2 separate regions of the Homo sapiens genome follow, and region 1 is linked to region 2. Evidence: read pairs that join two places in POLR2A ChIA-PET (ENCODE). Cell type or tissue: MCF 10A. All regions are shown on one strand. Each heading gives the region's core, and the rest is flanking DNA. Links, peaks and the distances in the headings are about the cores only. Region 1 overlaps SAFB2 (scaffold attachment factor B2). Region 2 overlaps TINCR (TINCR ubiquitin domain containing).

Region 1 (9,185 bases), core at 390-8,389, 58 kb after region 2:
TCCTGTGCAAATGGCTGCTCCAGCTCGGAACTTTCTTCTTTTACTGGCTCAGATTTACAAGTTTCCCCCAAAATGTCGAGTATTTTCTCATTTTCTACGGATTTAACAGGAATAGAATGGCACAAGGTTTAATTACCAGGGAAATAAAGCAATCACAAATGTGGAACTGGCACGGCTGCCACACTAACACGAAGAGAACTGCTAGCTACACAGAGATTGGAAAACCCGCGGGTACACAAAGTTATACTGGTTACACTACCTGCGCCGCGACCGCCTCTAGGTAAGCCTCTACGCTACACGGAAGAGAAAAGGCCCCCACAGATTTAAACACCTACAACCACGCGGCTGGTTCTCAATAGTCTTCTTCGAGTTTTTGTTCAAGTCTGGGTCTTCTGACTGATTTTCCAATGTCCAAGGTGCTGAACCGAATGCAATCACCATTCAATGACAGCTCAACTTCCAAATTTCTTTGAATTTCTTTTAACAGAACAATCCAATATGAAAATCAGAATCTCTTCTGACGGTGGGAGATAAACGCAGTCCGGAAGGGGAATAATATGTTGAAAATTTTCACGGAGAAACTCTGTTTCCTCTTCTGGAATCCAGTCACTTCTCAGGTGGTAAGTGCCCTGACAACAGCTTTATCCTGCCTTAACTGCGTTAATCAAAATGACTGCAGCAAAATATCACAAGATCTGTTTCATGTGTAGAAACACATGGAGGAATCACGGGGACGGGGGAATTAAATGCCACTCTACGTGGTTAGACATGAAAAGAATCACTACTACATTGCACCAAATGTATTTGACCTCAAGAAGCCAGAATGGCTCTTCCACAGATCTGGTGATACGAATGGGTTTCCAATCTCTGATCCTTGTATGATCTGGATTGTCCACCATTAGAGCAATTTACAAGATCATAACACAGCTTAAAATATAGACAGCTTTAAAATAATAGTGTGAAAACTTTCAAACCATAACTGTCGTGTTTCTCTTATCAGTACCTGGCTCCAAAAGGGATTCTTCAATGTCCTATTTAAAAAAGAAAAAGCAAATCCACAAGTCACTTTAAACACGGGGCACATACATTTCACCAGTAAATATGGCTTTCAATCATCTGTGAATAAATGCCTGTTTCCACAAAACTTTCTTGTCTCCAAAAAATGTATTCCATCCTACAATAACCTGATGAAAACCAGCTCATTTTAACAGTTTCCCTGGTAACAGCAGGTCCCTAGTGATAACAGTCTGTCCCATTCTCCCGAGTTTGGGCCCTGCCCTGCCATGCCACCCACCCCATGACCAAGCTGACCTAGTGGCTGCTGCAGCTGGCAAACACCCCCTTTGTCAGAGAAGAGGTCACAGTGGATTTAAGAAAAAAATACTTCTCCCAACATAAACTGATTTGTAACTGAAACCTGTCATAACAAAATGATCTCTCTACTCTGCTGAAAACCTTTTCCGACATCTGTCTCACTTAGGACAATAGGTCCAATCCTTCTGGTGGCCCAGACTCAGCGAGGCGGGCCCAGCTGCTCTGCAACACCTCTGGCTTCTATCCAACCCTGTGTGCTCCCCTCTCTCTTTTGCATCAGAGACACCACCCAAACTTTCTGCTCCAAATTCTTCTTTCCCTCTTCAACCTATCCGTCAGACCTCTGGGAAGAGTTCCAGGCACTTATGAAGTCCAACCACCAGAACTGCTCCCTCATCACACTTCTTTCTCCCTTCTGGTTACATATTTGGTTTGATCCCACTGCCCCTGCTAGATGGCCAGCCCTGAGACTGTTTCTCTTCTGCTAACCTCTTAACCCCAGCATCCAGCACAGTATCCAGTCATTTCCATACACATACACACTGCTCTTTCATTATGGAAAATCAACCACTCGATTAACATTTCCAGCGATGCAGAACCAGATGGTAACTTACCGGAGTTACTTTGAAGTTCAACGATGAAGTTTCCAAAGTGTTCTTAAATCCTTCCCCATCCACCTGAAAAACAAAATGGAAGATGACTTCGTGGAGGCTGGAGCTATGAAAACCAAGGCTGACACCTCGCTTAGGCAACTTGTGTGTCTATTTCCCTCACGGCACCTTTTGCCATCTGCAAGTCTACTGTTGGGTCATTCAGTTCAGCACCTGCCTCTCCGCCAGAACACACACTCCACGACTCTGCTCCACCAGCGTCTCTGGCAGTGGCCTGCAGGTGGGTATGCCCTGTCTGTACTGGGTGAATGAACGAATGAATTTCCCAGGCAGTTTCTAAGTACTGGTGATTACCACATACCCCTCCAATCACAGGATTTCCAAAGCAGAACTCAAAATGATAAAATGCACCCCTCCAATTTCACCTGGTAGCAATACTCTTAAGGTAACACTAACCGGGCACTTTCTCCTAGCCTACTTTATTCATTCATTCATTCACTCATTCATTTGAGACGGAGTGTCACTCCTTTTGCCCAGGCTGGAGTGCAATGGCGCCATCTCGGCTCATTGCAACCTCCACCTCCTGGGTTCAAGCAATTCTCCTGCCTCAGCCTCCCGAGGAGCTAGGATTACAGGCATGCACCACCACGCCCGGCTAATTTTTTGTATGTTTTAGTAGAGACGGGGTTTCACCATGTCCAGGCTGGTCTTGAACTCCTGACCTCAGGTGATCCGCCCACCTCAGCCTCCCGGAGTGTTGGGATTACAGGTGTGAGCCACCGCGCCTGGCCCGCCTAGCCTACTTTATTAAAAACAAACATCTAACTTGGTCAATTTCTCTCTTTACTACATGCCAAACAAAAGAAAAACTGTTAACACCAAGTTTTACTAAATCTGAAGCTCTTTTTAAGTGAACTACAAAAACAGCACTCCCAAATATTTTCTTTTTTCCTTTTCTCGATTTGAACTCATGACCTGGGATGCCTCCATTAACTGAGAAGTACACACTCTGAAAACAATAAGCACACAGCAGTACCAGACTGAGAAAGGCGGCTAACCAGTTGCTCAGTGCTGCCCTAGGTCAAAGGATGGTAAATTTGGAGGCAATGACTTTTGACCGTAAGGTTTAAGGTTCAGTCCTATGGAGGCATTTCCACCCCCAAGCTGAAAGCTGCAATGCCTTAAGGAAACAAAACAACCTACTGGGCACGTGACATCAGTCAGAGTACAATGAAGATCAGCTCGAAGACACTGACAGCTTGTGATATTTGAACAGCCTCACCAGAGAGCTCTACGCCAAAACACTAGAAGTGAAAAGCTGGGAAAGCCCTAACAGAGCAAAGTTCCTCCTTTACATACAAGGATGCTCACAGTCAGTCCTTTTGGGGAGCAGGGTTGATACTTGTCTTCACTGTACTTTACATCTTTTAATGTAACTGCTTAACCTTGCTTAAAACAACATTAACAGGCTAGGCGTGGTGACTCACCACTATAATCCCAGCACTTTGGGAGGCCGAGGCAGGCAGATCACTTGAGGTCAGGAGTTCGAGACCAGCTCAGCCAACATGATGAAACCCTATCTCTACCAAAAATATAAAAAATTAGTCAAGTGGCTGGGCGCAGTGGCTCAAGCCTGTAATCCCAGCACTTTGGGAGGCCAAGGCGGGCAGATCACGACGTCAGGAGATGGAGACCATCATGGCCAACATGGTGAAACCCCATCTCTACTAAAAATATAAAAAAATCAGCTGGGCGTGGTGGCGCATGCCTCTGGTCCCAGCTCCTCAGGAGGCTGAGGCAGGAGAATTGCTTGAATCAGGGAGGCGGAGGTTGCAGTGAGCCATAATCTTGCCACTGCACTCCAGCCTGGGTGACTGAGAGAGACTCTGTCTCAAAAACAAACAAACAAACAAAACACAACATTAGGAGGAATATCTACATGATGAGATTAGAAACCATTTTTGAGCTGGGCACGGTGGACCACACCTATAATCCCAGCACTCTGGGAGGCTGAGGCGGGAGGATTGCTTGAGCTCAGGGGTTCAAGATCAACCTGGGTAACCTAGTGAGATCCCGCCTCTAAAAAAAAAAAAATTTTTTTTTAATTAGCTGGGCGTGGTGGTTCACTGTGTAGTCTCAGTTATGCAGGGGGATTGCTTGAACCTGGGAGGCTGAGGCTGCAGTGAATTATGATGACCCCACTGCACTCCAGCCTGCACAACAGAGCAAGACCCTGTCTCTAAATAAATAAACCATCTTTGCTTCTTAAAACTGTATTTTAAAAGGAAAAAACTAAATGGGCACTGTGGCCTGTGCCAATAAGCCCAGGTAGTCAGGAGGATCGCTGGAGCCCAAGAGTTCAAGACCGGCCTGGGTAACAGTTGAGACCTCATCTCAGAAAAGAAAAATCTTTTATGTCAGAGCTTTCTATTTTATGACTCACCACATGCTTCGAATTATAAAAACACTCCCCAGTGCTACAGAAAAGCTATCTATGAGTAAATCCCTGAGCTACACAGCGTTTAAATGGACATGGTTTAACACCAGGGTGTAGAAGCAGAACTGTGTGTTCATGGCGGTTTAGCTGTGTTCTCCCTCACACGAGCAGCACGCGAGCACCAGGTGCCTCGGGGCTATGGGCACATCCTGCCGTGTCTCCAAGTTACCTACAGCATGCTCTGGGGGCTGAGCCGGGAGCTGTCTCAGCTGTGCAGCCACGTATTCTTTACTATCACAAAAGGAATCGAGAAGGCCGTCCGTGCCATCCTCCCCAAAATCTGGAGCACTGCTATTCGCCACTTCAGTTTCGTCTAGCACACTCATGTCCATCATGCCCATATTCTGCAGGTTCTCCAGACTTGCTTCCATGTCCTCCTGTAAAGAGGAAGAAGAATCGTTAACGACCACCTGGACCAGGACAGGGAGCTGCTGCTTGTCATCTCTACCCTGACATCACTTACCTGCCCGTCTCTGGAATCGTCTTCCAGGCCATTATCTTCTGTGCCTTCCTCCTCCATCTTCAGTCCTAATTACAGAATAATTGTTCAATCAGATAACACTCAAGTTCTACCTCATAATTAGTTTATGCAGAATAGATTTCAATCTTAGAACAGAACACATTACAAGATAAACTATAAGTCTCCCCTCTCCTGTCACACGTAATTTTGTCTCAATTTGTTTTCTTTTTTTTTTTTTTTTTTTTTTTTTTGAGATGGAGTCTCCCTGTGTCACCCAGGCTGGAGTGCAGCGGCACAATCTCGGCTCACTGCAATCTCCACCTCCTGGGTTCAAGCGATTCTCCTGCCTCAGCCTCCTCAGCAGCTGGGACTACAGGCGTGCATCACCATGCCCAGCTTATTTTTGTATTTTTAGTAGAGATGGGGTTTCACCATATTGGCCAGGCTGGTCTCAAACTCCTGACCTCGTGATCCACCAGCCTCGGTCTCCCAAAGTGCTGGGATTACAGGCATGAGCCATGGTGCCCGGCCTCAATTGGTGTTCTAAGTAAGCCATCAACAGGGAGATGAAAATCTAGGATTCCTCTTAGATTCAGAGTACTCTGATTTTCCACAAAATATCTAAAAGTTTCCAAATATTTCAAAAACACTCCAAACCTAAGAAAAAAAATCACAAAAAAATGAGCAAAGGATAAAAACAGGCATTTTCAACAAACCAACAAAAAAATGCAATACCCATCTAGTAACCAAAGAACTGCAACATAAAATAACATATTGAGTTAGTGATTTGCTGGCTCTCCCTATATTCCACCCATTTCAAGTAGGTCTTTGTCATTTTTTAGCTCAAGAACTTTTTTTTTTCCCCCAAGGCAAAAAGGCAAAGGCTGCCATAAAGTCGAGAATCATCCTGGGTTTTGTGACCACAAAATAACTATTTGATAGAATTCTGCTAGGAATTGCAAAAGGAGGCCAGAGGAGTTCAAGAGTGGAAACCTTGAGAAGAAACTTGAGGCTCTATATGTATCAAAAACCTTACAAATGTGCATACCCTTTGTTCCAGGAATTTGAGTCTTAGGATATCTGACAAGGAGTTCAAAACATAGATATCTGTCCTATTATACCTGTTAAACACCCAAAAGGGAAACAAATTACAGCATATTTTCATTCAGATATGGTTCACAACCGGGGGGAATGGCTGGCAATGTCTGGAGACATTGTTAGTGGTCATGACCTGGGGGAACGCCATTAGCATCAGTAGCTAGTGATGCTGGTCACGACCCTGCAATGCACAGGATACTCCCCAACCCCAGAGAATTCTTCGGCCCAAATTGTCAACAGTGCCAATGCTGAGAAACCCTGTGGGACACCATCCAATGTCTCACAATATTTAAAGAATGTATGCTTTTAAAGAATATTTAATGAAACAGAAAAAATGCCCACAGTGTAGGCACAGTGGTTCACGCCTGTAATCCCAGCATTTTGGGAGGCTAAGGCAGGTGGCTCGCTTGAGCCTAGGAATTAAGAGACAAGTTCGGGCAACAAAGTGAGACCCCCATCTCCACCAAAAATACAAAAATTAGCCAGGCATGGTGTTATGTACCTGTACTCTGAATTACCGGTGAGAATGAGGTGGGAGGATGCTCCGAGCCTGAGAGCTTGAGGCTGCCACGATCATGCCACTGCCCTCCGCTCTGGGCAACAGAGTAAGACCGAGTCTCTCTAACATACACACCGATAAAGAAAAATCAAACAGAAAAAAATACATACTTTCCCGTCTCTACTAAAAATAGAAAAACAGCCGGACGTGGTGGCGGGCGCCTGTAGTCTCAGCTACTCGGGAGGCTGAGGCAGGAGAATGGCCTGAAGCCGGGAGGCGGAGCTTGCAGTGAGCCGAGATTGCACCACTGTACTCCAGCCTGGGCAACAGAGCGAGACTCCGTCTCAAAAAAAAAAGAAAGAAAATTAAACATAAAAAACCTGCAGGGTCTACACCTCAAGAGTCTCACTCACCACTATTATCAATAATCACTCAAGAAATGCAGTTTAATTGCATGTCTCGCAACGTGAGCTTTTTCCAGTCTATCATTTAAGACGCCTAACAACGCTAGCAGGTTTTATTATCTGCATTTGACACGAGAATTTGGTTGAGCTCCAAAGCTGGCACTCTAAAACTCAGCTGTCCCACTTCGCATTATATCTAAACACAGCATATCCTTTTGAAATACGTTGTCTAAAAATGTTTGGTAATTGCACCCAATTTCTAGGCCCCTAAATAGTAGCCTGCAGTGCCCACATAGGCCGGAAATAGGAGAAATGCTGACCAAAAAGCATCACAGAAAAGCTAATGTGGCGCAGACAGGCGACGCCCCAATCCCCGGCACCTGGCATTGGCCAACGAAAAGCTGCCGCTGCTGGGGACACAGATGTAAGAAAATCCAACTTTAATCCCACATGGCATCTAAAACTTAAATTTTTAATCCAAGTTTTATTTTTTCCAAACCCACCTACAATGTTGCCTAGGACTCCTAATCTTGGTGAAGACCCTTACTCTGATTTATAATGAGGACACTTTTCCCTCAACAAGTTTGGCTACTTCAGTTTTTGCAAGGAAGCAGTTACTGGTGAGTTCCCAGAATGAGTCCAACTTTGGACTCAACTGAACACTGCTGCATAGTGCTTGAAACGAAAATTAACTGGTGAATTCCTCCTGATCTAACAGTTGTATGTAATCACAGGCCCTAACTGCAACCACAAAGTCCTAAGGCTCTTGTGCTTTATCCATTAGCCACGTGCCCCGACACCTCTAGAGAACATCACCAGCTCAGGATGGAAGATGAGGCCTGCAGGGCCTGAGCACCACCTGAAGACCTGGGCTCTCTCTGGGCTTGGTTACTTCTCTGAAAAAGGAATGGGAAGGGATCAGAAGCCCTTCTAACCCTCACTAGAGCTGAGGCTACAAAAGTCCTTTTTATAGCAACAGAAGAACTTTATCATCCAAGCTTTCCTGACAAAACACTAACTCCAAGTAGTTTTGAATCCACCTAAGCTTTAATCTAGACATTCAGGCAGGTCTTCAAAGCACTCAGCTAAAGTTTAGTTTTTCTAATGATGCAAAGATCATTAGAAATGATCCCTGCTAGGCCGGGCACAGTGGCTCATGCCTCTAATCCCAGCACTTTGGGAGGCCCAGGCGGGTGGATCACCTGAGGTGAGGAGTTCGAGACCAGCCTGGCCAACATGGATGGTGAAACCACGTTTCTACTAAAAATATAAAAAAGTAGCTGGGCGTGGCGACGGGCACCTGTAATCGCAGCTACTCAGGAGGCTGAGGCACAAGAATCACTTGAACCCGGGAGGCGGAGGTTGCAGTGAGCCAAGACCGCACCACTGCACTCCAGCCTGGGCAACAACAGCAAAACTCCATCGCAAAAAAAAAAAAAAAATCCCTGTTAAATTCCTGCTAAAAGCCAAGGATATTTTGAGTAGTAAGTCTTGAACTTTACAGTTTTAAAATGAGCACCTACATAAAAAACTTTTAAACTTTATTGTTAAGCAGTTTTCCCAACCACTAAAAAAAGAAAATTCACATCATGCATAAGTTAACACCTAAACAGAAGAGATAAACTATATTTCCTGCGTAGACCAGTCTCTCACATTCTGAATGTGCTCAGGCTGGGCCTTCTAGGTGAAATACGGACACTCACAAGAACAGCAAAAACGCATCCATGTGTCAAAATTAAACTTTAACTTAAAGCTCTTATGCAACCTAACTAAAAGATTTAATCTTTCAAACTACATGCACATGTTTTAAACAGTTAATGTGTTATGAAACACATTAAGAAGAAAAAGCTATTAAAAAAATGAAATTGTTAAAAATGCTACAATTTCTTTCTACTTTCTAAGCACTGATCCTCCACTGCCTGAATTTAGCACTTTTCCAAGAAAACAGGCCCCCTGCACAGGAAACCTAAATTATATTATCCTTATCACCATAAAACCTAACAATACCAACTGGGATAGTCAAAGCTTCAAAGTTTTATGGAATTCAATGCTTTCAAAAATAACTGGTATCAGCCATAAACAGGAATGAAGTATCAATACATGTTACAACACAGATGAACTTTAAGCATTATGCTACGTGAAAGCTGATGCAAATGGCCATATGTTGTACAATTCCATCTACATGAAATGTCCACAATAGGCAAATCTATGCGGACAGAACATGGATTAGTAGTTGCCAGGGGCTGGAGGGAGAAAAGTAAGGCGACTAACTTCTAATGAGGACCGGGTTTCCTTTTTGGGT
Region 2 (9,185 bases), core at 756-8,755:
AAATAAACAGCCATGCTGCTCACACAAAGCCTGTTTGGTGGTCTCTTCACATGGACACGCATGAAACCTACTGTGTACTTTGCTTTCTTTGCTCTTGGTGATTCCCCAAAAAACTTATCTCAACATATAAGGATTTTTCTTTTCTTTTTTTTTTTTTGTTTGAGACGGAGTCTCGCTCTGTCGCCCAGGCTGGAGTACAGCGGCGCGATCTCGGCTCACTGCAAGCTCCGCCTCCCGGGTTCACGCCATTCTCCTGCCTCAGCCTCCGGAGTAGCTGGGACTACAGGCGCCCGCTGCCACGCCCGGCTAATTTTTTTGTATTTTTAGTAGAGATGGGTTTCACCGTGTTAGCCATAATGGTCTCAATCTCCTGACCTCATGATCCGCCTGCCTTGGCCTCCCAAAGTGCTGGGATTACAGGCGTGAGCCACCGCGCCCGGCTGTTTTTTTTTTTTTTTACTTGCCTTTTTCCAAATGAGAAAACCAAGGCTCAGAGAGGTCAGTGGTGCAATCTCGGCTCACAGCAACTTCCGCCTCCCGGGTTCAAGGGATTCTAGTGCCTCAGCCTCCCAAGTACCTGGGATCACAGGCATCCGCCATCACACCCAGCTAATTTTTGTATTTTTAGTAGAGACAGGGTTTCGCCATGTTGTCCAGGCTGGTCTCGAGCTCATGACCTCAGGTGATCCGCCCACCTTGGCATCCCAAACTGCTGGGGTAGGATTTTCTTTTTTACTTCCCTTTTTCCAAATGAGAAAACCAAGGCTCAGAGAGGAAGAGCGTGTTGCCCCAAGTGGCCCAGCAGAGCCACAGCCTTGCCCCCAGCAGCTCTGGCTCTAATGCATTCCAGACTCCTCCCATCAGCCAACTGCCTCCCATCCTCTAATAAACTTCTGAGAAGCGCTGGGCAGATGCAGTGGCGCCCACGCTCTTTATCTGCCCAGATCAGGCCGGCTCAGCAGAGCAGTCGATAATTAATTCTGAATTCTCCCCATTTATCACGGCGGCAGGAGCCAGAGTGCCTGGAATCCCAATCCCAAACCTCCGTGCCCCTTGGTCACCTGGACCAAGGCCCAGTGGTGGCAGGAACTATGGTGGAGAGGGGGCCTCATTGAGCCTGGGAAGGGAGCAAAGGTGTTCCTGGCTCCCCACCGCTCCCTGGCGCTGGGTTATTAAACGCTGTGTACTGCAGCAGTGACCAAACCAGACCTCTTCCCCGTCTTCATGGTGCCCACAGGCTAGTGGGGAAAACATACATTGAATGAATAATAATATAAATAATTAATGCTACAAAGGAAAAGAACAAGATGTTGTGAGAATACAAAACAACAGGAACATAACTTGTTTTGGGGGCCTCCCCAAGGAAGTGACATTGAACCTGCAAATCACAGGGTGAAAGGTGAAAGGTTGGGAGAGGGTATTTCATATACAGAAATAGCCCATGCAGGCTGGGTGCGGTGGCTCACAGCACTTTGGGAGGCCAAGGCGGGCGGATCACCTGAGGTCAGGAGTTGAAGACCAGCCTGGCCAACATGGTGAAACCCCGTCTCTACTAAAAATACAAAAATTAGCAGGGCATGGCGATGTGTGCCTGTAGTCCCAGCTACTCAGGAGGCTGAGACAGGATTCTCACCTCCTGGTTCGCTTGAACCCAGGAGGTGGAGGTTGCAGTGAGCTAAGATAGCGCCATTGCACTCCAGCCTGGGCAACAGAGCTAGACTCTGTCTCAAAAAAAGAAAAAAAAGAAAGAAAAGAAAAGAAATAGCCTGTGAAAAAAACCTTGTGGCTGGAGCCCAGCAAGGGGTTTAGTAGGTCTGAAGCTTAAAGCACAAGTGTGAGGTCAGTGCCAAGTCAGGGGACCTCAGGGCCAGGCCTGGAGCCCTCATAGTGAGGCCAGCAGCCTTCAGTGGATAGCCAGGGGCCACCAAGGAAAGAGATGGATAAGTTTCCGTGATGCTCCAAGGGGTGGTAGTGAGGCTGCTTCTGCCCCAGGTGCATCACCCTGCAAGGTCAGTGGTCGGCTCTGTGTTGTTTTTTTTTTTTTTTTTTGGTTTGTTTGTTTTTGAGACGGAGTCTCGCTCTGTTGCCAGGCTGGAGTGCGGTGGCGTGATCTTGGCTCACTGCAACCTCCGCCTCTCGGGTTCAAGCAATTCTGCCTCAGCCTCCCAAGTAGCTAGGACTACAGGCGCCTGCCACCACGCCTGGCTAATTTTTATATTTTTAGTAGAGACAGGGTTTAACCATGTCGGCCAGAATAGTCTCGATCTCTTGACTTCGTGATCTGCCCGCCTCAGCCTCCCAAAGTGCTGGGATTACAGGAGTGAGCCACTGCGCCTGGCCGGGTTTTTTTTTCTTTCTTATGACTGTTTTCCTTTTTGAGGGTTCTTTCAAATCCATTTGGGCACGGGGGTTAGTCAGGATTTGTCTGCCAGCAAACACCGAATGCCTGGCTATCCCAAACACTTCCCTTCTTGGGCAGGCAGGGAAACTGAGGCCCAGCGAGGGACAAAGAACACCCAAGGTCATTCAGAGGAAGGTTGTGTGTGGGAGAGGTTTCTGGGGAGTCTCAGGGGCCATGCGCTTGCCCTGCAGCTTCTGTGGCTTTTGTTGGGCCGTGAACTCCGTGGGGAGCTTGACTGGGTATCCTAGTCACCACGCTGTCCTCAGAGCCCTGCAAACTGGAGGTGCTTAATCAGTGATTGTGGAATGCATGATCCCAGCAGCTTCTGAAGACACCCCAGAGGTCATGCTTACGATATTGGAAGGAAAGGGGGTCTTTTTTTCTTTTTCTTTTTTTTTGAGATGGAGTCTTGCTCTGTTACTCAGGCTGGAGTGCAGTGGCACAATCTCGGCTCACTGCAAGCTCCGCCTCCCGGGTTCACGCCATTCTCCTGCCTTAGCCTCCCAAGTAGCTGGGACTACAGGTGTGCACCACCACCACGCCTGGCTATTTTTTTGTATTTTTAGTAGAGACAGGGTTTTGCCATGTTGCCCATGTCCAGGCTGGTCTCGAACTCCTAGCCTCCAGCAATCCTCTAGCCTTGACCTCCTAAAGTGCTAGGATTACAGGCATGAGCCACTGTGCCCAGCCAACTAATGTTTTCATTATTTATTTTTTAAATTTTAATGTTATATTTCTTAATTTTTTATTTTATTTTTATTTATTTATTTATTTATTTTTGAGATGGAGTCTTGCTCTGTCGCCCAGGCTGGAGTGTAGTGGCGCAATCTCGGCCCACTGCAAGCTCCACCTCCCGGGTTCACGCCATTCTCCTGCCTCAGCCTCTCGAGTAGCTGGGACTACAGGCACCCGCCACCACACCCAGCTAATTTTTCACTGTGTTAGCCAGGATGGTCTCAATCTCCTGACCTCGTGATCCGCCCGCCTCAGCCTCCCAAAGTGAGCCACCGCGCCCAGCCTATTTTTTCTTTTTTTTTTTTTTTCTAGAGACAGGGTCTCGTTCTGTCACCCAGTCTGGAGTGCAGTGGTATGGTTATAGCTCACCGTGGTCTCAAACTCCTGGGCTCAAGTGATCCTCCTGCCTCAGCCTCCCAAGTAGCTGGGACCACAGGGGCATGCCACCACACCTGGATAATTTTTAAATGCTTTTGTAAAGGCTGGGTCTCGCCATGTTTCCCAGGCTGGTTTCGAACTCCTAGGTTCAAGCAATCCTCCTGCCTCGGTCTCCCAAAGTGTTGGGATTATAGTCATGAGCCACTGAGCCTGGCCTAGGGAAAGAGGGGTCTTTTTCAATAGGAGATTTGAGAAAAAAATACAGAGACATGGAGAGAGACAGAGACTGAGATGCAGACGAACTGAGAAACGCAGAGAGAGAGATATTGAAGAGAGGGAGAGATAACGAGATACAAACAGAACCACAGACAGAAATGGAGCGACAGAGAGCAGATGAAAAAGAGGCCGGGCGCAGTGGCTGATGCCTGCAATCCCAGCACTTCGGGTGGCCGAGACGGGTAGATGGCTTGAGCCCAGGAGTTTGAGAACAGCCTGGGCAACATGGCGAAACCCCATCTCTACAAAAATTTAAAAATTAGCTGGGTGTGGTGGCGTGTGCCTAAAATCCCAGCTACTCAAGAGCCTGAGGCGGGAGGATCGCTTGAGCTGGGGAGGTTGAGGCTGCAGTGATCTGTGATTGTGCCACCGCACTCCAGCCTGGACAACAGAACAAGACCCTGTCTCAACAAAAATAAAATAAGAGACTGAGACACAGAGACAGATGAAGGGAGAGGAGAGAGAGAGAAAGAAAGATGGCAAGGTCAGAACCAGCACTAACTTGTATGGGAGCTGTTGGATGAATTACAAAGAAGGGCCCCTTCCTGGGGCCCTCTCACCTCTGCAGCTGGGTCCTCTTGTGCAGTGAACAACCTGCCCCACTGTCTGTGGCAGCCGGAGCAGCATCTGTCTTTATATCTCTCATTGAATGAATGCTCAGAGTTAGGAGAATGCCAGAGCCCAGCCTGGAGTCGCACAGAAAGAGAACAGAGAGATAGAGGCAGGGCAGGAAGGAAGTGGCAATTCCAGGTCCTGGCAGTTTCTGGCTAAACCGCTGACATCTCCTCTGGGAACCGCCTGGGCTCACTTGCCCCCTAGGAGAATTCCCTTGGACCTTCTTGGAGCACAAACTAGGTGGGCGGCCAAGACGGGAGGTGGCCCCTCCCCAGAACGCCGCGGGCCTTAGCGAGACGGCAGCTGCCAAGTCTCACCCGAAACTCCTCATAGCCCAGACTTGCTCAGGGTGGAGCCCAGAGTCTGAGAGGCCCTGGCGGGGAGCGAGCAGGATTCCCTGAGTTTCACAGCCCAGATATGGGAGGGGGCTGGCCTGGGGTCAACTGGAGTAACAGTGTCACCTGGAGTAACAGCGTCACCTGGAGTAACAGCATGTGCAAAGGCCTGGAGGGGAGTGAGAGGAAGGTAGAAGTAGAGCTCAGCCCAAAACCATAGATGGGGTAGAATGAAGCCCAAGAGAGCTCCAAGGCCAAGTTAGGAAGCTTAAACTCAATCTTGTTTTCAAACATGTAATCTTTTATTCAGTACACTCTCAAAACAGCATTTCTGTATCTAGTTCCAAGCTGGGTGATCCTGCGGCCCCAAAGGTAGTGATGACTCTGCTGGGAGGAGACACAGACCTCCCAGTTCAGTGGATCCCGAGTGAGTCAGAAGGTGAGACTGGAAGCAGCAGGGTCCTTGAGGGAAGTAGGCTCTCCTTGAAGGATAAGCAATGGCTGCATGAAGTAGCAGGTATTGAAGCTAGGGCTTTGAAGGATGAATAGGAGCTTGCCAAACAAAGAAGGTGGGACATGCAAACCAAGTGGAGGGACTGTGGCCCAAACTCAGGGATACATGGATGGAGTAGCAGGAGAAAAACAGACTGGGGGAGCAGGAAGAGTCAGTGTGAGCTTTCTCCAGATCCAAAATCAGCAGCCTGTCATTCAAGGCCAAGACATTCCACAATAGTTCCCCTTGGCCCTGTCAAGCCTATCAGGCCTGGAGCTTCCTCAAAGCAGCTCTGACAACTCCAGCCACTGTCATCTCCCCTCTTTGTGTCACGAGGACCATGCACTTTGGTGCATGGTGACATTCAGTGGGGGCTGCTTTCCTCGGTGTGGCTGTGGGACCTTAGGCCCATGCCTCAGTTTCCCAACCTGGAAAATGGGCTGCAGGAAGCCACTTTTGCAACTTATGTTTATCTCAGGCCAGGGAGGTCTTGGACAAATGATGTGAAGGAAGAAGAGAAAAATGGAAGATAGGGAGGGAGAGGAAAGGAAGGGGGCGAAGGAAGGGAGAACAGATGGGAAGGGAAGGGAAGGGAAGGGAAGACGGAGGAAGGAAAAGGCCGTGCACCTCCCGACCCAGGTCATCATCAAGGGACAGGTCCAACATTATTATTTCAGAACATGCCAGCGCTGTCGAGGCTTAAGAAATGGGTGGTGATTTGCATGCGATTTGCATGTGATTTGCATACTGTTTGTTAAATGTCAAAACACCCTGAAAATGCTTTCTCCCACCTCCACCCCCAGTGGAGAAGCGGGAAACCCTTCCCCACTTCCTCCACCAGCTCCCGGCATGGGTTGGGGACGCCTCAGTTCAGAGGGTGGTGACCTTGGGCAAGCCAAAAGCCATCTGTAAAATGGGCTGTTATCCTGGCCCCTGAGCAGTGAGGCTGTCAATCTTTTTTTTTTTTTTTTTTGAGACGGAGTCTCGCTCTGTCGCCCAGGCTGGAGTGCAGTGGCGTGATCTCAGCTCACTGCAACCTCTGCCTCCCGGGTTCCCGCCATTCTCCTGCCTCAGCCTACCAAGTAGCTGGGACTACAGGCGCCCGCCACCAGGCCCGGCTATTTTTTTTGTACTTTTAGTAGAGACGGGGTTTCACCGTGTTAGCCAGGATGGTCTCCATCTCCTGACCTCATGATCCGCCTGCCTCGTCCTCCCAAAGTGCTGGGATTACAGGCGTGAGCCACCGCGCCTGGCCGGCTGTCAATCAAGTGAGACAGGGCTCCAAAAAGATGTGCACAAGTCCTGGCATGGAGTAAGGACCAAGGAATGAAACTGGGGAGATTATTAAATGCCCCATTTTCTTGCCAAACCCTGACGAGGCATGTCCCTGAATATGCACAGGGAAATGAGGACAGAGGGGACCCAGGCTCTAGATACACGCATGTGGCCCAGCTGTTAGCAGAGGCCCAAACCACGCATGAGCAGGGATCTGGGCTGCCTCCCCCTGCTGTGTGTCCCTGACAACCTCCTTGGGCCTCAGGCTACCCTCTGCAGAACAGACAGCAGCAGACTCTGCTCTAGGAGGAGCTCCAGGGGGCACACAGTGGGTCTCTGGGGACAAAGTCCTGGGTTAGGCACCAAGGGGAGAGGTGGAGGGGGATAGGAAGACCCCCCTCCAGGCACACCCAGGGGCCAGCAAGACCCAAGTCATTCTGCAAAGCAGCTCCAGCAGGTCTGCCTGCCGGAGTGAAGTGGGGCTCCTCTCTCTTCCCCTCCTTCTCCCCCTCCTCTCAGCCAAGCGGGAATTGCAGGGTAGATGCCCGAAGTTTGGCAGATGCTCTGAAGGGAGGCGAGCAGGAGACCCCGGGCCAAGTGCTGTCCCCGAGCTAAGCAAACGCACAGTCTGGGCACGGCTGTCCCCGTGGTGGTGATTTACTATCCACCTGTCCATGCTCTGAGTCCTGCAGCCAACAGGACTCTTAACTAAAACATTATTTCTTCCCAGCCTCTGGCGCCTCCGCCCATGGTGCCTGGAGAGTGTACACGGCCCTCGAGGACATGCGTAGCCTCGGCACCCCCTCCCCAAAGACCCTCCCCAGGGGCTGCGCAACGATGACGTGGCTGCAGGTCAGAGGTGCAACGGAGGCCCGGCACACTGCCCTGAGGGTCTCCACCCGGAATTCCCACAACGCACTCCCTGCAATGCCCCGCGATGACCTCCCACAGCTAGGCCCAGTTCCCCACCCCCAGATCCTCGTCCTCTTGGCCAGAGTTCTTCAGAACCCCTTCCCCGCTGCCCCAAGACCCTATGCAAGACGAGGCATCCGGATTTAAGGGGAAGGGGGAAACAGCCCAGGGGGTGGGCACAGGTGCCTCCTGGGGAGGTATTTGGGGGTGGAAATGGGGCACAGTTGGAGGCCTGAGAAGGAGCTAGGATGTCCGCATCTCCCCGCTTAGTCATTGGAGAGTTCGGACACGACTGGCTGCACCCCCAGCCAGGGCTGTTCACTGCACAAAGGGCCTGTGGGGGCCCCAAAGAAGGCTAGGTGCTCTCTGGCTGGGAAGGAGGGAATCTGAGAAGACTTCCTGGAGGAGACTGCAATCCCAGGTGTATTGGAGCTGCAGAGAAGAGGTTGAAAAGTGCTCCAGGCAGGGGGCACGGCTTGGGCAAAGGTGTGGCTGGGAAAATGTCCTGGGCAAGAGCGGAAGTGCCTCTGAGTGTCTCTCCTGCCCCTTCTGTGCTTCTCTTCTTGCGATGCCCTCTGGCTGCCCATGGGAGCTTTCCAAGGTGGCACAGTGCTTTCCACTGAAGACAGGGCACCCAGGGCCCCAAGAGGGGAGCAACAACCTCAAAGTCACACAGCAGAGCTGAAAGGCTCAAGGCTCCCTCCCGATAGGCTGGGCAGGAGCAAAAATGTCCTAGGTCCTTGTCAGGGACTGGGGCTCCAGCAGGAGTGTCTGAAGCAGTGTGCATCAGCTGGTCAGGCCAGGGTTTCATGGTCCACCTGGGAGCCCAGACCCTGGAACAACAGGAGGGGAAGGGTAAACCCGTTTCAATCCAGGACCAGGGAAGGGTGAAACACCAGTTCTCCAGCCATTTGTCCTTTCCTTTTACCTAACATCCCTGACACGGACAGTGATCTGCAGTCATCCCCTCCTGTGGATGTCCCTTGTGTCCTTTAAGAGGAACAGGGATGGCCCCTGGTGAATTTGGCTGTTTTCTTTTTTCTTTCTTTTTTTTGAGACAGAGTCCTGCTCTGTCGCCAGGCTGGAGTGCAATGGCGTGATTTCGGCTCACTGTAACCTCTGACTCCTGGGTTCAAGCGATTCTCTTGGAACTTGGCTGTTTTCTGCCACCTGATGGCAGTCACAGGAATTGCAGGCAAAGAGTGCAGTAAAGCCAAATCAAAGCTCAATCCTTTATTGTAAGGAGACAGGTAACAGAGCCCAGAGAGGAGAAGCAATTTTCCCAAGGTCACCCAGCAAGTCAGGGGCAACACGGCTCTGGTCCACGTGTTAGTCCAAAAAGAAATGAGACACCAAGGCCATGTCCCTACCCTAGAGGCCAGAAGCATAAGTGTATGGAGGGGGATGATGGTCAATAACATCTGTCTCTTCTCCTCTCTGGGCCTCAGTTTCCCCATCTATGGTCTCCACAATCTCTAAGGTCCTTTCTCTTTCTCAACTACTACAATTACTTACCTGGAGTGAGATCTAGGCTCCCGGGAGGCAGGAGAAGTGCCTTCCAAAAGTGCCCTCTACCCCAGCCTATTCCTTCAGCCAGTACCCAGGTCCCCTTGGTCATGGCTCTGCCTCCTCCAACCCAGACTACCTGAAAGAGGGAGACAGAAAGACACAGGTTGCAGAAAAAACATAGCCCTTGCCTTGGCGTTCAAGGCTTCCCTATTCTGCCCACTGTCTGGCTGGTGCCTCTTCCTGCCCCTGCCAGGGC

What was found. ChIA-PET counts read pairs that join two places held together with the same protein. Peaks named below come from ENCODE experiments on the same cell type or tissue, not always from the same donor. Only the 100,000 strongest peaks of a DNase experiment are listed, where the experiment ranks them.
Region 1: POLR2A ChIA-PET joins it to region 2 with 5 read pairs; 5 of 35 experiments call an interaction of 5 or more read pairs at or near these places.

What each region holds. Positions count from the first base shown.
Region 1 is chr19:5,611,537-5,620,721 of GRCh38, forward strand. It overlaps SAFB2 (scaffold attachment factor B2), which reads right to left. Exons shown (of 21, transcript NM_014649.3): 3 at 4,886-4,950; 4 at 4,596-4,799; 5 at 1,929-1,991; 6 at 1,004-1,031; 7 at 1-94. Among named protein-coding and RNA genes, the nearest start is that of SAFB2, 6.6 kb to the right of the region's middle. RefSeq lists enhancers at 274-1,473, 5,446-5,615. In MCF 10A, for the core only: no CTCF peak of the experiment used is centred there; no DNase peak of the experiment used is centred there.
Region 2 is chr19:5,553,147-5,562,331 of GRCh38, forward strand. It overlaps TINCR (TINCR ubiquitin domain containing), which reads right to left. Exons shown (of 3, transcript NM_001396408.1): 2 at 8,936-9,065; 3 at 5,021-8,253. The coding sequence ends at 9,062. Among named protein-coding and RNA genes, the nearest start is that of TINCR, 10 kb to the right of the region's middle. RefSeq lists an enhancer at 7,399-8,195. In MCF 10A, for the core only: a CTCF peak has its summit at 8,614; DNase peaks (open chromatin) are centred at 4,705 and 5,165.